2 separate regions of the Mus musculus genome follow, and region 2 is linked to region 1. The links are chromatin loops, found by intact Hi-C in ENCODE. Cell type or tissue: heart. All regions are shown on one strand. Links, peaks and the distances in the headings refer to the core of each region. The heading gives the core; the rest is flanking DNA.

What was found. Hi-C counts contacts between places; a loop is a spot of excess contacts. Peaks named below come from ENCODE experiments on the same cell type or tissue, not always from the same donor. Only the 100,000 strongest peaks of a DNase experiment are listed, where the experiment ranks them.
Region 2: it touches region 1 in a loop (3-fold over the local background); 11 of 42 quality-filtered maps call a loop at or near these places.

The regions. Positions count from the first base shown.
Region 1 is chr1:133,487,322-133,498,009 of GRCm38, reverse strand. No RefSeq gene overlaps it. Among named protein-coding and RNA genes, the nearest start is that of Sox13, 68 kb to the right of the region's middle. RefSeq lists an enhancer at 3,949-6,141. In heart, for the core only: CTCF peaks have their summits at 4,937 and 5,929; DNase peaks (open chromatin) are centred at 4,449, 5,139, 5,659 and 5,969; H3K4me3 peaks cover 1,732 bases; H3K27ac peaks cover 2,761 bases.
Region 2 is chr1:133,380,726-133,391,413 of GRCm38, reverse strand. It overlaps Sox13 (SRY (sex determining region Y)-box 13), which reads left to right. Exons shown (of 14, transcript NM_011439.2): 3 at 574-685; 4 at 769-855; 5 at 1,918-2,090; 6 at 2,417-2,485; 7 at 2,851-2,965; 8 at 4,248-4,330; 9 at 4,486-4,648; 10 at 5,120-5,229; 11 at 5,324-5,420; 12 at 5,805-5,948; 13 at 6,741-6,957; 14 at 7,490-9,114. The coding sequence ends at 7,763. Among named protein-coding and RNA genes, the nearest start is that of Etnk2, 22 kb to the right of the region's middle. In heart, for the core only: CTCF peaks have their summits at 5,738 (motif pointing left) and 9,186 (motif pointing left); DNase peaks (open chromatin) are centred at 5,733, 7,903, 8,733, 9,283 and 1 weaker place; H3K4me3 peaks cover 813 bases; H3K27ac peaks cover 2,337 bases; H3K27me3 peaks cover 905 bases.

The DNA of each region.
Region 1 (10,688 bases), core at 1,465-9,464:
CTATCTATCTATCTATCTATCTATCTATCTATCTATCTATCTATCTATTTTGTATTGATGATGCATCTCTGGGACTTGCACATGCTAAGCAAGAACTCTACCACTGAGCCACACACCATAGCCCAGTATTTCTTGCGTTTTCATTTGAGTTCTTATGCACATGTGTGTGTGTATAGGGACATGTGTGTGCAAGCAGAGGCTAGAAACCAACCCTGGGTGTTATTCCTTGGGAGCCATCTCCTTTGACTATTTTGTTTGTTTGAGACAGGGTCTCACTGTGTAGTCCTGGCTAGTCTGGAACTCTCAGAGATCTGCCTGTCTCTGCCTCCTGAGTACTGGGATTAAAGGCATGTGCCACCACCTCCAGCCACATTCATTCATTCATTCATTTGAGAGAGGGTCTCTCTCTCTGGAACCTGAGGCTCACCTATTAGGTTAGAATAGCTGGCCAGTGGACCTCCGGAATCTGCCTGTGTCTGCTTCCCCGATATTGAGATTACAAGCATGTGTTCTCTTGCTTGGCTTTTCTCCTGGGTGCTAAGGATGGAACTTAGGTCCTAGCTTACACACCAAGCGCTTCACAGGCTGAGCATCTTCCTGTCCCAGCACTATCTTCATAACAGCACACCCCGACAGGACCCTCTGTCCCATTCTGTAGCCCACATTCTCTCCTTTGGAGTTCCCCCTTCCAATGTTCAAACCCTTCCAATGGGAGTCGGGGGATAGTAATATTCCTGGATCCTTATCTGTCTTCGGGTATCATTTTTGGATTCTTACTCAGGCACAGAATCGTCCATTAATTTTTTTTCCTGCACTTTAGTATTGTATTCCATTGGTTTGAGTACCTGACATTCCATGTGAGGTTTTTTGTTTTGTTTTGTTTTTTCTTTCTTTTCAAGACAGGGTTTCTCTGTATAGCCCTGGCTGTCCTGAAACTCACTTTGTAGACCAGGCTAGCCTTGAACTCAGAAATCTGCCTGCCTCTGCCTCCTAAGTGCTGGGATTAAAGGTGTGCACCACCACTGCCCGGCATGAGGTTTGATTTTAATGTGACTATATCATCTGGGCAAATAATCTGCCTTCCTTCTTTGATAATTTCAAGGCTTCCCTTTCTTGTTTTCAAGTGTGGCTATGAATTTTCAAATCTGTTGTTCCTTTCCCTTTCTGTGCTTGACAGCTATGCCAGCATCTCAGCTTTCGTGATGTGAAGAAGGTTGACCATTTTGAATGACCCGTACTGTTGCGAATCACCCATTTTTTTATATCATGTTGCAAGAGTCCGATGCCTGTTGGGTCCTAGTAGAGTCTCCAGGGCTCTCTGGCCTAACTCTCTGTGATATTGATAAGCTCCCAGGGCTTTGTTTGTTGGTTGTCCTGTCTCCTTACTCCTCACCCCTCTTTGAGCCTCAGGCTGTTAGCTGCACATCATCTGCCTTAGTCAGTGTTCTATTGCTTTGAAGAGACACCATGACCACAGCAACTCTTATAAAGGAAAACATTTCACTGGGGATGGCTTACAGTTCCGAGGTTCAATCCATTACCATCATGGTGGGAAGCATGGTCACAGTCAGGCAGACGTGGTGCCAGAGATGGAGCTGACCTCCAGCTTTGCTGTCTCTGCTTCCTGACTGTGCAATGCAATGTGACCAGCCTCCTCAAACTCTTGCCAACATCCCTTCCTTGCTATGATGGCCCTCAGACTGTGAGCCAGAATAAACCTTTCTACAATATGCTTATGTCTGGGTACTTTTGCCAAGCAGCTGAGAAAAGAATGAATACTAGTTGTTAGCACTTTGTCTAGGCTCTGCCCCACAGTCATCTGGCAACAGCCAGGTGTGCCTGACTCACTATAAAAGGGGCTGCTTGCCCCCTCCTCTCTCTCTTGCCTTCTTGCTCCTGCTCTGCCTCCCTCCCCATTCCTGCTTTTCCTCTCTCCCCACTCCCTTTCCCCCTCTCTCCATGTACTCATGGCCAAACTCCATTCTCTCTTTCTCTCTCTCTCTTTTCCTTTCTCTGTCTCTACCCCCTCAACTCCCCTCCCCATGCCCTGAATAAACTCTATTCTATACGATGCCATGCCATCCTGTGGCTGGTTCCTCATGGAGAAGGGATGTCCTCAGCAAGGGCCCAAAGAGGCACCCCCTTCCCCCACACCTTACCACACACTCACCAAACATATTCCTTCTCTCCTGATCGTTTTATAAAACCCAAGATTGGGCCTCTTCTGCACTCTCCAGCCACCTCAGATGATGCCTTGGCACACAGCTGGTGCATTCTCTTGGGTCTCTGTCTCCAAGCTCAGCTATGACCTCACTTTCACAACTCACAGGAATATCCACTCGCTCTAGAAAATTATGGGACAGCCTTTTCTTTTTCCTACTAATTTAGTAAACAGAAAGAAATGTGTTCCCCTATCAATAAATATACACCATTGTAGCAATGCATTGTTGGATTCGTAAGAAAACACCAAATTAAAAGGTTTAATCTAATACATTTTTTTCCACTTCACATAAGAAAAAATAATTTGCTGGTCATGGTGGTCCACACGATTAATACCAGCACTTGGGAGTCAGAGGCAAATGGATCTGTGAGTTTAAGGTCAGCCTGGTCTGCAGAATGAGTTCCAGGACACCTAGGGAGGGATACACAGAGAAACCCTGTCTCAAACAAACAGAAAGAATGAAAGAATGAAAGGAAGGAAGGAAGGAAGGAAGGAAGGAAGGAAGGAAGGAAGAAAAAGAAAGAAAGAAAGAAAGAAAGAAAGAAAGAAAGAAAGAAAGAAAGAAAGAACAACTTTAGAGATCGATGACTTGACCTTAGATGATGGAACTCATACATTTATTTTTGTTTGGTCCTCCTTAATACAACACTTTGCAACTCCATGTTCCTCTGCTCACATAATGACTGCTCAGGCTCCAAATAATCATAAACCCATCCACATTCTCCACATGGAAAAGATACTCTTCCTCTCCCACTTACATCGGACTTGCCCTCTGTAGCTGTAAGAAAAACCTTTGTTCTCTTGAGCATTGCCTTTGCTTTCTAGGTTCCCTGGATTTGGGTTTTGGTGGTTACTGAGACAAGGTCTCACTAGATAGCACAGGCTGACCTCACACTCTGCATGTAGTCAAGGGTCAAGGCTAGTCTTGAATTCAATGATCTTCTTGCCTAGGCTTCTCGTGTGTGTGTGTGTGTGTGTGTGTGTGTGTGTGTGTGTGTGTGTGTGTGTGTGTGAAAGAGAGAGAGAGAGAGTCCATCACCGTGCCCAGTAGTATACTGCCTTCCCCACCACCTTTGAGACAAGGTTTCATGTAATCCAGGTTGGCTTTGAGATGGAGCCAAAAATGACCTTTAACTCCTAATGCTCCTCCTTCTACCTCCCAAGTGTTGGGATGATAGATGTGTGCTTCCAGGGTTTATTCGCTGCTGGGGACCGAGCCCAGAGCTTTGTGCACACTGGACTACTTTCCACCTCTGAGCCATGCTCCCCACCCCAGATGTTGCCTTACAACAGAGCTTCCGACCCGCTGTGGCCTCCACTACCAGCTCACTTCCCACTTCTCAACTTTGTTCTAGTTAGATGCTTTGATTTTCTTGGCCAGTGGCTATTTCCAGAGATCAAATCAGTAGCTGTAAAATGGATAAAACACTAAACATCAAAATCATTGACTATGTCAAACTTGAAATGCCATTGAAGACTTGGCAGGAGTGATTGTCAGTTAACTCAACTCTTCATTTCCTGGACTATGGAGTCCTAGCACTGGTCACCTGTAGTGAGCCCTATGGACAATGGGTCTGTCCCTGAGGAACTCCGGTTTCACTGATGTGTGGGCAGGGGACAAAGGGTATATGCCCAGTAGTTTCACACACAGGCCAGATTGGGCAGGGGGTGTCACACCCACATGTCTGAAGACACACACCATTTTGAGTTGTGGGGTGGGGAAGCTGATGAAGGGCCCAGAAATGGACTTAAGACCTCTGATGTGTCCCTGTATCCTTCCCATGTCCCCCTGCTTTAGGGTTTCCTGTATAAACTTTTGTATACGGCTCTCCTGGAAGTGCCAAGGGAGAGTCCAGCCACCATGCCCTCCCTGGTTCGACTGGGACTCTTACTGGCCACCAAGGTTACAACCCAGATTCCACTCCACCCCTGCCTTCAAAGTAGGCACGGGTACTTCGGGCTTCTTTTTTGCTGGAGTCTAAGAATCCTGCCAGTCATGGCTGGCGAAGTGAGGTAGGCACAGGACAAAGCAGGAATCAAAAGCAGTCTGGGATTTGAGAGGACCTGGCTGTCCTCTGGGCCTCTCCTAGTAGCTTCCCCTAACCCCAGACTGCACCCTCCCCTTCCTGTTCCCCTTCCTCCCCGAGCTCTGAGCAGCCAAGCTTAGCTTCCAGTCAGACTTTCCGGAAATCCCCTACCCAATTTCCATCTCCTGAAACAAAGACTCTCCAGAGGCTTTGCCCATTGTCCTTGGGACAGGAACAATGAAAGGGCGGAGTCGCCTCCGGCTGCGGGGCTGGCTCTAGTCCTGGCTGGTCTCCTGTTAAAGCATTGGCCAGAGCGCAGGGTCCCACACTTAGGGGCACAGCCTGCAGCCTTTCTTCTTCTAGCTGAACCTCTGAGTCTCAGGGCTGTAGCTGGACACCTGCCGTGCCTCCCGCAGGCTTAAAGTGGCCCCCGCTGCCTACTAAATCCCCTTCGTCCCAGGGGCTATTCTGCTCTTGCCCACCCCCAACTCAACGTCCAGTCCAGCTCCTCTGACCCTGGGGGGACCCGGCCCCTTCCCTACGGCTCGCCTTGCGGGGTCGGGTCACAGGAGGCCGGAGGATTCCAATGTGCAAATAAACACAAGTGGCTTTGATCAGGGCGACTGGCACAAGAAAAACGAGCGCCCTGGTCGCCAGAAAGGGGCGCTTGAAAGCGGGCTGAGGAAGAGCGCGGGGGAGCTCTATTCCTTTCGCTGCTCTGAAAACCTATTTTGTTTGAAAAAGAAAATAGGCGATCCTGGGAGAGGGCCCCCGCCAGGCATTTCAGACTTTCCCTGGAACCGAATATCCCATGAGTGGTTCTTTCTGTTCCCAGTAGGGGGTGGGCTGCCTGGACCCCACCCTCCCTGGAGGCCTCGCCTTTGGAACATCTCGGGTGCCCTAGGGAGAGACAGAGGCAGAAAGGAGCTGGGCTGGGGTGGGGTTGCAGGCTGGGAGGGGGCCGGGCCTATTGTCTCCCTGGGCACCAATCCACAGCCCCAGGCAGCTTAGAGAGGGCAGACAAAGGAGGGAATGGGAGGCACAAAGGGGCGCGGAATGAAACGGTAAGTAAAGGCAAACAAAAGTGAACCAGGGAGACAAAAGCTGGGAACAATATTCCCCAGGCAATAGGCTCTGGGAACAATAGGGACACTGACAGCCCCACAAAGACACCAGTGTCTCCAAGTAGACGTTATCTCAGGCAGTGGTTGGCAGCCCCGCTCTGGCTGCAGCTATTTTCAGTGCCGCTTTTGTGCCATGCTGAACAATATTCCTTGCATGGCTGCTGATAGAAAGATGAGAAGGTTTCTGTTTGATTCTCTCCTTCCTTCCCTCCTCCTCCCCCAGTTCCAGCCCTACCAGCTCCAAGGCACTGCAAGCCCAAGGCACTGGCCCCATCGGGGCTGTGTGCTTTGTGTGTGTGTGTGTGTGTGTGTGTGTGCTGGAGAAGACCCAGGCAGCAAGCCAAGAGGGTCTCTTGCAGCACTTCCGCCTGCCCTCCGACTGCCCAGGGCCACGGAGAGTGGAAGACAATGGAGAGTGGGAGATTAGGGCTGGGCAAGTAGAACTTGGGAAACCCAATTACCTAAAGTAGTGAACCCTTAAAGAGACCCACTTGGCATTCTTGGCCTCACTGTTGCTGGCTCTTCAGCAGAAAGGGGTCCCACCCTGCCACTCTGCTGCCTCCTCCTGTCGGTGATCCCCACCCACAGCTTCCTTCCCTTCTGTCCCTTAGCCTTGTGAGCTCCCAACCTCTCTTCCCAGCTACACCATAGCAAACCTAAGGGGTCAGCAAAGTCAACTCTAGTCTTAGGAAAGCATGGTTGTAGGATACTGGCCCCTCCTAGACCAGCCAGACTTTGCTCAAGACTGCCCAAGTCACATCCCACTGTGTTAGCCTCTCTGTGGTCAGAAACTCTGACCTGGAATTCTGACCCAGGCGCTCCTTTCTCATGGCTACTCTGCCAATGAAGAGAGTGACACAAGTCTCTTGGGATTCATTATGTATGGCTTCACTGTGGGCTTTAATGCAGCCTCACGTTACCTAACTGCTATGGATATTGTCATATTCAGGTCATTTTCTATGTGGCTCAACCCCTTTGAGGTCTCTAGCTTCCTACGACAACTTGCAACCAAACTATGGAGAAAGGCGCTGATAACAGGGTGTAGTGGGCCACACCTTTAATCCCAGCACTTGGGAGGCAGAGGCAAGTGGATCTCTGTGAGTTCAAGGCAGTCTGGCATACACACTGCGTTCTCGGACAACCAGGGAAAGAAAGAAAAGACAAAAGGGAAGGGACTGATAAAAACCTAAGAAACCAAAGGCTGTCATGAAGCTCTGCCATCAGAAGGTCCAGCTTTGTCAATGTGTTAGTGCCTGGGAGGCAGACGACACCTGTGCCTCTGCTGGCCAGCACCTGGCTTTGTGTTAAAACAGTGAGCACTCACGGAGGAGGGGCAGGACTGCAGTAGGTAGGAAACCAGAACTTCAGCTTAGCTGGTAGCTCGAATGCTGAGTCTGTGCTCTCAGCTCCAGCCTCTCCCTGTGAGAAAAAGGTACCCACAGGCTCCTCAGAAATGCCTTACCTGCATCTGCTCCCAAACCAACCCCTAAGACAAGAGCTCACCAAGAAGCCCAGCTGGACTCGAACTTGTCATTACTCTGCCTCAGTCCCCTGAATGCTGCCTATATAGGTTTATGCCACCACTCCTGGAAGGGATTTACATGTTAGCAAGATTCTCCTGTGACATAATTCCTGTGTACTGGGTGGCAATCTAGCAATTCGCTTCTATTTGTCATCTGACTAACACATACAGACACACACACACACACACACACACACACACACACACACACACACAGAGCATCTTTACACTCAAAGCGTGCTGTGGAAGGATAAACCCTGTTAGGACTTACCTCCTTGTATGAGCCTCTGATGATTGTTTTTGTTTTGTTTTGTTTTGTTTTTGGTTTGGTTTGGTTTGGTTTTTTTGAGACAGGGTTTCTCTGTGTAGCCCTGGCTGTCCTGGCACTCACTCTGTAGATCAGGCTGGCCTCGAACTCGAGCTCAGAAATTCGCCCGCCTCTGTCCCCCAAGTGCTGGGATTAAAGATGTGCGCAACCATGCCCGGCTGATGGTTGATTTTTAATGTGTTGTCAACTTGACTGGGACAGGAAGTGCCTAAACACTTGGTCAAACACTATTCTGGATGTGTTATTAGAAGAGATTAACACATCACTTAGAAGGCTGAGGGAAGGTTGGGGGGAGTGGTCGGCAATGAAGTACCTGCCAAGGACACAGAGACCAAATAACAGAAATAAAAACCATGATTGAATGACGGTGACTGCAGGAGTGGACCTCACTGACTAAAAACTTGAAGAGAACAAAGGACTGAGAAGGAGGGTCCTCCTACTAGGGTCCTCCCACCAACTCCCACCAGCACACCATACTGGCTGCATCACCTGCCTTTGCACTTTAACTCACTGGTTCTCAGTCCTCAAACTTTTGACCATTGGACCTGACTTCACAGATTTGTCTCTTCTGCTACTCTGGCCTTGAGACTAAAACTAGAGCCACACCATTGCTTTTCTAGGTCTATAGCTTGCTGACAGAGATTTTAGGCACCCGTCCCTCCCCCTTGGTTCCGGATACTGAACCCATTCCTCTCTCTTATGTACACACCCACACCCCACTGGCTACAGTTTTTGGTGCAAAGAAATAGGGTGCTACTTCATGAATGAATACTTCAATGTGTATTTTCTTTTGTTTTTTTCTTTTCTTTTTAACAAAAAGACATTTTCTTTTTTCCTCTTCTTCTTCTTCTTCTTCTCCTTCTCCTCCTCTTCCTCTTCCTCCTCCTCCTCCTCCTTCTTCTTCTTCTCTATAAAAATTCATTTATTTTATTTATATGAGTATACTGTAGCTGTCTTCAGACACAGAAGAAGGCATCAGATCCTATTACAGATGGTTGTGAGCCACCATATGGTTGCTGGGAATTGAACTCAGGACCTCTGGAAGAACAGTCAGTGCTCTTAATCTCTGAGCCATCTCTCTAGCCCCCTTTTGGTTTTTCAAGACAGGGTTTTTCTGTGTAACAAGAGCCCAGGATGTCTGAACTCATTTTATAGACCAAGCTGGCCTCCAACTCACAGAGATCCTCCTGTTTCTGCTTCCTGAGTAAGGGAATTAAAGGCATGTGTTAGCAAGCTTGCCAAGTGTGTTTTCTTGTTGTTATTTTTGTTTTGTTTTGTTTTGTTTTGTTTTGTTTTTGTTTTTGAAATAGGGTTTCACTCTGTAGTCTTGGTTATCCTGGAATTCACTGTGTAGACCAAGCTAGCCTCAAAGTCATAAAGATCTGCCCGTCTCTGTCTCCCAAGTGTTGGGATTAAAGGTGTGCTTCAGACAAGGGACGATTCAAAAAACTTAAGAACAGTAACACATGTTTATAATTCCAGTTTAGGAGCAGAGGCAGGAAGATCATGAGTTCAAGACCAGGTTGGGCTATTTAGTGTGGTGATAAGAGAGCTTGCCTTCATGTGGCCCTGGGTACATGATGCCCTGGATTTTACCCTTAGGCTTGCATAAACAAGCCATGGTGGCATGATGGCATACGCTCAGGAGATGGAGACAGAAAGACAAGAAGTCTGAGGTTAACCTCAACTATGTGGTGAGTTCAAGGCTAGCCTGAGCTACAAGTCTAGTCTTAAGGGGGAAAAAAGAAGAAGGAGAAGGAGGAGTTGGAGGAGGAGGAGGAGGAGGAGGAGGAGGAGGAGGAGGAGGAGGAGGAGGAGGAGAAGAAGAGGAGGAGGAGGAAGAGGAGGAGGAGAGGGCTAGGCTGGAAACACAGTTCAGCTATTAAGAACAGGCACTGTGCAGAGGCAGGTGGATTTCTGAGTTCGAGGCCAGCCTGGTCTACAGAGTGAGTTGCAGGACAGCCAGGGCTACACAGAGAAACCCTGTCTCAAAAATCCAAAAAAAAAAAAAAAAAAAAAAAAAAAAAAAAACAGGCACTGTTCTTCTACAGGACCCAGGTTAGATTGCCAGCACCACATGGCAAGCTCCCAACTGTTAGAAATGCCAGTCCTAGGGGATCCAACTCTGCTGGCCTCCACAGGCACTACACGGATGTGGTACAAACTTAAATTCATAGAAATAAATAATAATAATAAGTAAAAGATTAAAGAGGGCATCAGAGCTACCTTCTTGATGTCCAGGGTGAAGCTACTGCTCTAGTTTCAAGATAGACTTGGTCTAAAGCTTTAAATGGTCCCTTAGCAGTGAGATGCTACCCAGTCGTGTTTCTGGAGTGTAGACCTACCTGGCTGAGCTGTGGAGGAGACCGCTGTCCAGTCTGAAAGGCAGCATCAAGCCAAAGAGAATTGCCCATGAACCATACCATCCAGCAGAATGCACCTGGGATGGCTGGGGTCTTTGCTTCATTTTACTTTTTTCTTTTGGGGAATGCAAATGACTCCTATACATCTCGGACTTCACATATTCATAGATGGAGAATGATTTTGTCTCTGGCTTTGTTAATTCCAACCTACCCACTTCCTCCACCTCATTCTCCCCAGCTCTCCACCACCACCAAGGGCTCTGGCCCCTAGCCCATGGTGCTTGTAGGAGGCAGCATCATCTTGATGAGGTCAGGCATAGCTGAAAAGTGTTAGATCATTGGTGGTGGTTGTGGGGTGCAATTGAAAAGAATTATAGGATACTGCTCACTTGATACCCACATACCCTGTCTCTTTCTCTCTGTCTCCTACTCTCCCCTTATTGGCCATTCTGAGATAAGGACGTTCTGCCCCATGACAGGCTCCAAAATTCAGGAGGCCAGCTGAGCCAGGGCTCCTCCTTGGGAGCAGATTCGCAGCGACAGTTACAAGCTTACACTTCTTTCTCACCGTCCCTAGCTGACATGAGCCTTTGGACTCCAGGGCTGAGCTTAAAAGGGGCCCTCACTTTGAGGGCTGTTGGATGAAATAAATGTACTTGGTGTGCAACAAGGATGTGAACGGAACAAGGTGCTGTGGACTGAGTCATACTCCCTCCCGTTCCTGGGTCATAACCCCCAGTGTGACTGTGTTTGGAACAAGGAAGTACTTAAGATTAAATGAGGCTACGAGTATGGGCTCTGCAGGATTGAGATCCTGGTCAGGAGAGGACCAAGGAGTTCAGTCTTTCTGTCCTGCCTTTTGAGGACACAGAGAAGGGCTGATTAGAAGCCAAGATGAGTGCCTTGACCAGAAACCTTGGTCTGGGACTTTTAGAAGTGGGAGAAAATAAACTTCAGTTTATAAGTTTCTGAGTCACTATGCTTGGTTTTGTGGCCCCAGGACACTAATATAATCTGTAGTGATGGAGAGCTGTGCTGCACAGGATTGCAGGGCTCTGTGGTGTGTCACCACTGATGACACATGGGGCCCCATTATGACAAGA
Region 2 (10,688 bases), core at 1,459-9,458, 110 kb after region 1:
CTGAGGGTGAGCTCTGTGTTAGCTCCTTCTCTAGTGCTGGGACAGATGTCTGAACAACCTACAGAAGGATTTACTACAGTTCGAGGGTAAATATCGTGGAGAAGACATGATGGCCAGGAACTTGAGGCCTCTGGCCACGGTGCGTCTGTAGTCTGGTAGGGGGCAGGTAAAACAGTCCAGGGTCCCACATTCAGAATGAATCTCCCCTTATCAGTTAAACCACCCTCATAGACAAACCTAGCAGTGTGTTTCCATGGTAATCCAGTCCCATGATCGGCCCCTCCTGAAGTACTGGCCTCTTTCAGATACTTTAGTACCAAGATTTTAGAGACAGGCCTGACTTTCAGAGTTGTCAGGGGCTTGTGTGAGATCCAGCCCAGCCTGGAGTGAAACGCAGGTCTCTTGCTGTCCCCAAGTCCCTGTTCATGTCACTGTGTCATTTATCAGGTCCTATGAGCAGGGGTTGGGAATGCTTTAGGGTTCCTCAGAAAGGACACCTTTGTGCTGCTTAGCCCTCTGTACCACGTGCTTTCTATCTTGGGAGTGGCAGTGATAATTCTGTGTCTCTTACAGGACTGTGCCTCACCAGAGAGCAGTGGGTCCCCAGAACCCAAGAGACCAGCAGCTTCCGAGGCTGCTTCGGGAAGCCAGGAGCGCCTGGACTTCAACCGCAACTTACAGGAGGGTAGGCAGGATACCTGTCGGGTCAGAGGTGAGGTCTAGACTAGTCTCTGCTGGCCCTCACCCTGCCCTTCCCTGCCCTTCCAGTTGTGCCAGCCATTGAGAAGCTGCTGTCCAGTGACTGGAAGGAGAGGTTTCTGGGAAGAAGCAATGTGGAAGCTAAGGATGTCAAAGGTGCGTACAGGCCTGCGTACAGAGGGCAGGGAGGGCATCTTAGAGCCTTTCCCTTCTGGTCTGGTCTCGAACGCTAGGTAAACTGAGCCGTACCTCATGCACCTGTCCTGTGTCTTTGATCCCACCTGGTCCCACCTGAGGGTCCTCACTATGAAGGGTCCTCGCCTAGAAGACTCTGAGCAGTAGTCTGGTCCATTCCCAGATGGGGAGGCCTAGATGGATCCATTCCTGGGATCCATCCCAGCTTTCCTTCAGGACCCTTGGGGCTAGAGGCTCAGCAGTCACCTTCCAGCTCTCAGCCTACCTTGTAAGGGAGCTGACAGTTTGTACTCACTGTTACTGTTGGAGTTGAGGCTGGGCTTTCGGGATGGTAGGGAGAGCTGCTGCTTACCTCAGTGATCATTTTGTCAGTGTTCTCGACCACACCCACAGTGGGAGCTTTACATCAATGCTTCTGCTCCCCTCCCCTCTCTCCCCCCTCCCCCATTCACTGACTGGGAGTCCCAGGGATGAGGGCCTGAGCTGCATCTTCCAGAGGCATCCTGGGTATAAATGGTCCCCAGTTCAGCTGTTAGGACCAAACTGCCATATCAGACAGCCAGGTTGAAATGGAAGGTGGGGACATGAGCACACATTGCTGTCCCCAAGCCAAACAAATATCACACATTAGCACATTCATCCTCATACTAACCCTGTCAAGTGACTGTCATTGTGCCAACCAGTAGATTAAAAAAGAAAAATCCCAGGGCTGGAGAGATGGCTCAGCAGTTAAGAGCACTGACTGCTCTTCCAAAGGTCCTGAGTTCAATTCCCAGCAGCCACAATAGTGGCTCACAACCATCTGTAAAGATATCCGATGCCCTTTTCTGGTGTGTCTGGAAACAACTACAGTGTACTCATATAAATAAAATAAATCTTTTTTTAAAAAATCCCCTAAAGCACAGAGAGGTTGAAGACTGGGCTGGCAGGACCCTGAGACAGAGCACTTGTCAGATGGGTGGGTGGGCAGATAGACAGGTGAACTAACAAGAACTCCCACAGCAGCATTTCTCTGTGGAACAGGGACCCAAGAGAGCCTGGCTGAGAAGGAACTCCAGCTTTTGGTCATGATCCATCAGCTCTCTGCCCTTCGGGACCAGCTCCTTACGGCCCACTCTGAGCAGAAGAACATGGCCGCCATGCTGTTTGAGAAGCAGCAGCAACAGATGGAACTGGCCAGGCAGCAGCAGGAGCAGGTGTGCCTGGGTTGGGGCTTCAGAGTCCTCCATGGGGAAGGGTGACTGCTGAAGAGAAAACCAGGCTCTGAGAACTGGCGCCCACTCGGCTGTGCCCCCTGGCACTAGGCTCTGTCCCCTGGTGCTCTGCTCTGTCTCCTGGCACTCGCCTATGTCCCCTGGAGCTCAGCTCTGTCCCCTGGCTCTCTGCTCTGTCCCCTGGCTCTCTGCTCTGTCCCCTTGCTCTCTACTTGGCCTCCTGGGGGAAGTCAGGGGTAAGCTGGGACAGGCGCCCGAGGAGGGCCTGGGCCGTCCGTGATCCCCTTGTCAACTCCATGCCTCCCCAGATCGCCAAGCAGCAGCAGCAGCTGATTCAACAGCAGCACAAGATCAACCTCCTGCAGCAGCAGATCCAGGTGCTGATGGGAGGGGCGCAGGCCAAGGGTGGCACTGGCCCGGGGAACCATCGGGAAAGGGGTGTGGAGCAATCCCTCCTCCATGCACTGAGCCTGATGAAGAGACCATACTTTTGCTCCAGTTCCCTCCGATTCTATTGTCCTGTTTTTAGAGGGTGACCCAGGATGTCTTCCCCTGGTCCCCATTGAGATGTAAGGACAAGGAGATGGGTTCACAGATGTGATATGGTAGACAGAACCATTGGAAAACTGTTCCCACTCTGTACCCTGTGTGTACTCACCCCCCCCCCCAGGTCCTGGGCTGACCCCCCAGCTGGACAGCTCTTTGGTGCCCAGGGACTTACAGTGGGTTTCTTTGCCTTCAGCAGGTTAACATGCCTTACGTCATGATCCCAGCCTTCCCCCCAAGCCACCAGCCTTTGCCTGTCACTCCTGACTCCCAGCTGGCTTTACCTATTCAGCCCATTCCCTGCAAGCCAGGTGAGTGGGGCGGGCGGGAGGCCACAGAGGCAGCTTCCTTGACTTGAGGGAAGGAGTCCGGGGCCACAGTTTGGGATCTGCCCAGTGGAAGAACAAGTCCTTTCTGAACTTAGTCAGGAGAATGAAAAGGAAGAGTGTGCCGCCAAGCTCTCAGGAGACTCAGAAGGCTCTCTGAGGAGGTGGCGCTTGATGGTTGGGTCCTGGAGAAGGGTGATAGGATCCGTGAGGGAGAAACTGGAACTGAGGTGCGAGGCTCAGCGGGAAGGGCTTGCGTGTGAGCGGTGTGAGAGCGACAGGGATCCGGGAGGAGGCTGTGGAGGATTGGAAGGGAGTGCCTTGGAACACTTGAGCAGGGAGTGTGTTCTCTCTGGCGGCGGGGGATGGGAATGAAGGTGACAGATGGAAGGATCGCAGTGAGTTCTGGTGACAGTGCCCACAGACAGAGTTGGGACAGGGCGGACATGCTGCCTGTAAATGCCACACAGGATAAGTAGCAGTGAAAACAACTCGTAATCTACCCTCCCTGTTCCACGTGACCGAGACAGTACAGGCTCCCAGCCACAGAGCCAACCAGGCTTGCTAGCCTGAGTTCATCATCCTCAAATATCCTCCATCTTACTACCCCAACTCCACCCTGGCTGAAACTGAGTGTCCTCCTCTGAGCCCTTATCACTACCTGCTGTGCTGCTAGTGATTGATACACAGTCTTATCTCTGCTGCTTTCCTTCTTGATTCTAAGCCCAGTGAGGTAAAGTAGATAGGAGGGAGAGAACTGTCTAGGCCAAGGGATGGGTTATGGAGTCTAGACCTGGGTTCAAATCCTGCCGCCGCCGCCATTTAATTTGTTTGTGGACAGCCCGCTGAATTTACAAGGTCTGTTTCCTTACCTGTTAGGTTGTATAGAGAGCCCTGACTAATACACCTGTAAGATGAGGCTGTTGCTTTGAGTAACCCTTACGTACCATACATTTTATCTTAGAGGGGAAGCACACGCAGTAGCTTTGCCCCCTACACACAGCAGGGACAAGACCCGAGGGTGCCGTCCCTTGTGTGTGCATGGGGAGCTCTTTAGAGTGGGTTGGAAAGGGCAGGCAAGGCCATCAGCCTGCAGGGGCCATATGGGAAGAGGGATAGATGGTTCCCTGCACTACCTTAGCCTGACAACAACAGGAAAGGTTGGACCAGCTCTACACTCTGCCCTGTGGTCCTGGGGCCTGTCACTTGGTGCCTGCTATTCTGGGCTCACCTGGGACTTTGTCCCTTGCCGCTTTTCTTTCCCCAGTGGAATACCCACTGCAGCTGCTGCACAGCCCGCCTGCCCCTGTGGTGAAGAGGTCGGGGGTGGCCGCCCACCACCCCCTGCAGGTACTCCTTTGCCTACCTTTGCTGCCTGGGAGCCCCTCCCTTGCGGAGCCAATGTCCCTCTTTGCTCTTGGCTCACTCGCCTTGAGTCCTGTCTGTCCTGTGATGGGGTGGTCCTCCTTGGGTGTTTCTCATTCTCTGTCTTTTTGGGTCGGCAGGAGCCCCCACAACCACTGAACCTCACAGCCAAGCCCAAGGTACCTGAGCTGCCCAACACCTCCAGCTCTCCCAGCCTGAAGATGAACAGTTGTGGGCCTCGCCCCGCCAGCCATGGGGCTCCCACAAGGGACCTGCAATCCAGCCCCCCCAGCCTGCCTCTGGGTAAGCCTTTTCATCTGCTCTCACCTTAGACGACAGTGAGTCGTCTCACCTTAGACAGTTGAGCCAGACGCCACCTTGGGCACGGTCCTTCCCTTTCTCCGTTCTAGTTTGGGGTTTTTAAACAGTTCTAAGGTACTCCCATCACCGAGCTCCACCCCAGCCTCTGCTTTCTTAAAGCCGGGGATGAGGCTTGCTCTGAGGACGCCTCCTTCCATGGCGCCTTTGTTCTCCAGGATCAGATTAGACAGCATGGGGTCAGGCCACTGAGCTGCGCATCTGAGAGAGTTGCCTCATTCCCGACCCTTGGCACCCTGCAGCAGGCAGTCCTCAGGGAGGTGTGGGGATGGGCAGGGAGTGTACTGCCACAAGGAGACCCTTAGGTGTGACGTGGCAGGAAGCATAAATATGTGGGCTGCTCCTGGGACAAAGCCCTCGGGTCCCTGCCCTTCACTTTGTTCCCTCTCCAAACAGGCTTCCTCGGTGAAGGGGACGCCGTCACCAAAGCCATCCAGGATGCCCGGCAGCTGCTGCACAGCCACAGTGGGGCTTTGGAAAACTCCCCCAATACCCCATTCCGGAAGGTATGGGCCAATCTTCCTCTGCCCAGAGGACAGGAAGATGAAGACAGGATGACAGAGGAAGTACTCATGCCCACATTGTCTCTGTCACCTGCAGGACCTCATCAGCCTGGACTCCTCCCCGGCCAAGGAGCGGCTGGAGGAGAGCTGTGTGCATCCCCTGGAGGAAGCCATGCTGAGCTGTGACATGGATGGTGAGAGCTCTGGCGCTGGGCGCCACTTAACTCCACTAGGGCTGTGTCCGTCCCTGATTCCTTCCTCCCTCCTTTCTTGGGTCCTTCCTGGCATGTGTCTCCATTGTTCCCTGGTGTCTCTATCCGTGGGTCGTCTTCTGGTATCTTGTAACAACTCTGTGGAGCCCTGCTTCTCTGGATCTTTGCTGTGCCTGTTCTCTGGCCGTGGTGGGCCTCTGCTTACCGCTGGCCTTCGCTTCCCTCCTCATCCTCTACTTCCTGCCTTGCTAGGCCTGAGCTGACTTCTCTATGAGCCTCATCAGTGCCTCCTGGTGGCCATGCAAGGGATATCTCTGCCAGCCCCAAAGCTGTTGCCTGCCTGACTCTTACCTACCCATCCTCCAGGCTCCCGTCATTTTTCCGAGTCTCGGAACAGCAGCCACATCAAGAGACCCATGAATGCCTTCATGGTGTGGGCCAAGGATGAACGGAGGAAAATTCTCCAGGCCTTCCCAGACATGCATAACTCCAGCATCAGCAAGATCCTTGGTAAGGGCCAGGGCGTGGGTCCTCTGCAGCTCAGGGTGTTGAGCCCAGGGGACATAGCTCAGTAGGACTGGGTCTGTTTGGAGTTTTCATGCCTTATTGAATCCTGGTAGAATCTTACCAGGTGTAGCAGTTGAGATGTTCTTGGCAGCTGGATCCTAGGACCTTGTACCAGCGCAGGGCTCTTTTGGTTGTCCCTCCCCTTGGGATTTTGTGTATTCTTTACCACCTCCAAACACCCGGTGCCTCTTATGGCCTGTGCTTTGGCAGAAAATAGAGACTAGCATTGTGGACCATTGGTATAGAGACTTTGTGTCAGAGGCTGAGGAGCGGGCAGGGCCGACAAGTCTGAATAAGGGTGGTGTTTTCATGGCTGAGTCCCCTCCAGTAACTGCGCGGGTTTCTTGTCTGGAACACCAGGGTTGTTTTCGGCTTTCCCATGTCTACCCTGGCCCATGCTCTACCACTGAGCTACACCCCAGATTCACATCGGATACTTGATGGCTTGGAGTGGCTGCTCTTTCGTGAATGCCTTTGGGGCGGAGACCTCTCAGGGGTGCCGAGTTGTTTGACATGAGAATGGTACAGACTCCCCGTCATTGCCAGCCTCATCTCTTCCTGGCCCAGCATCCAGGGAGCATCCACACTTGGCCAGGCCCTTGATGAGTGCTTATGCCTTATCATTTTTGATCCCAATTGAAGACCAGGGTCCAATCAGGACTTCTAGCTAGGGCTTGGAACCTGGTGGGGTACCACGAGAGTCTGGCCCTTAGTTTTTGCCTGGTATTGGATCAGGTTCTCGCTGGAAGTCCATGACCAACCAGGAGAAACAGCCGTACTACGAGGAGCAGGCCCGTCTGAGCCGGCAGCACCTGGAGAAATACCCTGACTATAAGTACAAGCCAAGGCCTAAGCGTACCTGTGTCGTGGAGGGCCGGCGGCTGCGAGTGGGCGAGTACAAGGCCTTGATGAGGACACGGCGCCAGGGTGCTCGCCAAAGCTACACCATCCCGTGAGCAGGCCCTCCCTGGTGGCCAGAGGCGGCTTGTGGCTGCTGTGAGAGACTGGGGTTGTGTGTGTGTCTGGTCTTTGTGTGAGGCAGGCAGAGCAGCCAGCAAGGATCTGGGAGCAGAGTTGTGTGCCATCTGCCTGTGTGTGACCCCTGATGGATAATGACTGTGTGCGAGACTGGTGACTGGGAGTTGGGTATAAGACCTAAACTGGGGCACCTGCAGCCTGACAAACGCAGGGCAAATTGAGAACACCACAGGTATTCATCCCGTAGGAAGGCCCCTTATTTGACCATGACAGGCACTAGGGTAGAGTTCTGTGGTCAATGACACTAAAACAAAATAATATTCACGTGCCACCGTCCAACATACCCTCGACTCTGAGCTTTCGAGCTATAGCTGGCAGTGAATTTGGCCATCAGGAAGCACACGCAAGGGCCAGAGTATGCCGGTTACCCAGCCTGCAGGGAGGGCTGGAAGGGCTGGGAGGGCACATGGGTACATCTGTAATTGCGAATTTTCTCTGCCTCTCAGCCCGCAGGCTGGCCAGGCACAGGTGAGCTCAGATATCCTGTTCCCTCGGGCAGCGGGCTTGCCCCTGGCACGTCCACTGGTGGAGCACTATGACCCCCAGGGCCTGGACCCCAACATGCCTGTCATCATCAATACCTGCAGTCTCCGGGAGGAAGGGGAGGGCACAGATGACAGGCACTCGGTGGCCGATGGAGAGATGTACCGGTACAGCGAGGACGAGGACTCAGAGGGTGACGAGAAGAGTGATGAGGAGCTGGTGGTACTCACAGACTGATCCCCAGCTCGCTGGGCCCGGCCCGTCACCGCTGGGGGAAAGACCTTGTTCCCATCCGGACAGGCACAGCCAGCCTTCCTGAACTATCTTGGTACTTGGACTTGGGTGTGGCCAGGTGATGGGTGAAACTGCACTTGTAGATACATTCCCAAGATGGGGGTCCTCCTCTTCATCACACCTCTGGGCCCATCGGAGGAGCCAATGGCCTGGCTGGGTGGGAGTCATGTGGCCGTGGTGGACAAAGCTTGCTGAGGGTTTTAGCCCTTGGGGACAATGGCCAGGGACCACTGGATGTACTTCCTCCTGTCTGCCCACCCACTCAAGGGGATGACAGGGACACACCTGCCCCCCTGAGGTCACATGCTTTGTTTCCATTTCTTCTTGGTCCAGACCAGCCATTGTGGGACAACACACCTGCCCTACAAGCTCCCAGGTCACCCCTCTGCCACCTGGGTTACTTTGAACTCTGCAGTCTGGCTGTGCTGTCTTTTGTCTTCCAAGTCCATGTGCCTCTGGCTACTGTGTGTCTGTGCGCGGCCCACACATGTTCATCACGCCACTCTTGGCAGAAGGCATTTGCTGAGTGTCACTGTGAGCCAGGCACGCCCGTGAGCTCTGTGATGTGTGTCTTGATGCTTCTCTGGGGGCTGCTTCTGTGTTCCTTTGTCCCCACATTGCTACCTCTTTGTCAGTCTGGTGTCTCAGGTTCTGCGTATTTTCTCCCCATGTACACTTCTCCCTCTTCCTCCTCCGTCTGTCCCTGTCCCACCACACCCGCTGTATCCTCTGGGTGTTTGTAGGGCCCAGCCTGCCCCTGGGACTGGCAGTTCCTGACCCCCATGACCCCTTCCCTCCCTTCAGACTCTGCCAGTCAGTTCCCACGGAGCCATTTTTAGCTCCCAGGGCCGTGAGAGCCAGCCCAGGCCTCCAAGGGGGCTCTGCCCTGATTCCCAACGTGTGTGCCGCAGTCATGAGGATCTTTTTCTCAGTGACAGCCCTGCAGAGGGGACCCCATGGCAGCTGGTCTCCATCCCTTCTTCATGAGCTTAGGGTGGCTTCTTCCCTCCCCCCCCCCTTTCCTCCTAAATTAGCTTCCTGGTTGTATCCCAAGGAAATCATTAGCACCTAGTCAAAGATCTGGAGCTGCCCTGGGGCAGGGAAAGACCCCAAACCCCACAAGGCCAGGTGCTTCCCTCCCCACCGCTGTTGACCCTATTTCTCTCCAGACTGTTTCTTTTTATGACTGTAAACATAGATAGTGCTTTATTTTGTTACTAAGAAGATAATGATGAATAACTTAACCAGCATATTTGTTTTCTGATGGGTGTAATAAAGACCGACCATTTCAGGACGTGCCCTTTCTCTGCTGGGAGGCTGGCCTGGCCGAATTCTCGAGTCTAGCGCCAGCCAGTCGCTGCTGCCCCCTGGTGGCAGCATGTGGGAGCATCAGGCAAAGTGTCTGAAAGTAATGGCTTTGACCGGACGGAGACCTAGGACAGGCCTGTGACAGACACACTGCTGAGGGAGGCACTGCAGCAGCCTGGAGGGACAGTGGCTCAGCTCCCCCCTTCACTGAAAGGAATAAGTCTTAAAACTTCCTCATGAATCTTACCGTCTGGGAGAGGGAGTCACTTGGATCCATTGAAAGCTGTGGGCTCATTCCGCAACAGGGTTCACACACAGACACTCAGGAGGGCTCCCTGCCATACTTATCTAGTGATGGTCTTCAAAACTCCATGACCCAACACTTAGAATGGGGATCTCAAAGCCATAGTTGTGACAGAATCGTCACTGGAGGAAAGGACAGAATTCCTCAAAATTAATGGGGTTCTGTAAAGACAGGTCTTGGTTACACTCATACCATCAACATGGTATGGAGGAACAGCAGCTCTTGTAAAAGAAATGGTCCAGGTTAACAAAGGCTCTGTCCTCCATGAGGCGCGGGTGTGTGTGTGTGTGTGTGTGTGTGTGTGTGCGCGCGCGCGCGCGTGCATAGTGTATGTTCCTCACAGAGCTTGGGTTCCAAGTCCAAACCCCTTCTTTAGGAAAAGCTGCATCACCTGGAAGGGCTGAGAATCGGCCTTTGAGGATGAGGGGTCATCAGAGGAGGCCAGGGTCATCCAGCCACCACATGGGGCAAGAGGGAGAAGACTGTTTCTGGGTGGCTAAGAGATGCTCTGGGTATTGTGAGATTGAACCTGAGCTGATAGGCTCAACGTTCACTATTTTGGCTATAGACACACACACACACACACACACACACACACAAAACCTTACCTTCAGCAAAGATGTTGGGAAGTAGAGGAAACTTAACTATGGGGCAAACTTGGCATTGCAGAGGATTTCTTCATTTTACATGTGGGTGAAAGTAGATAAAGAGGGATTAAGACCACACACTGCAGGCTGGAGATGGCTCAGCAGTTAAAGAGCACTGACTGCTCTTCTGAAGGTCCTGAGTTCAAATCCCAGCAACCACATAGTGGCTCACAACCATCTGTAATGAGATCTCATGCCCTCTTCTGGAGTCTGAAGACAGCTACAGTATACTTACATATAATAATATTGAAAAGAAAGAAAAGAAAGACCACACACTGCCAAGACCCAGGGCCAGTTGATGAGGGAGTGTCTTGACTCCTGGCTCTGTCCTTCAGAGCTCTGGCTGTTTTTTCTTTCTTGCTGTCCTTACACCTTGGTCCCCTATCCGGCATTGAGGCAGGGGCCAACAAGAGACTTGCCCAGGGTTCTGGAATCTTCTTTGGCCTCTGCCTATTAATTGGCCACTAGAGGGAGCTGCTTGGCTCAAAGCCCTAACTTCACTCCAAACTCTGATCTCAGGGGAAATTAGACCCCATTATCTCGGGACTCCTCCCAGTTCCTCTTTTGGACCTCTGGCTGGTCCTATGCATTGGGGGGGGGGGGGCACTG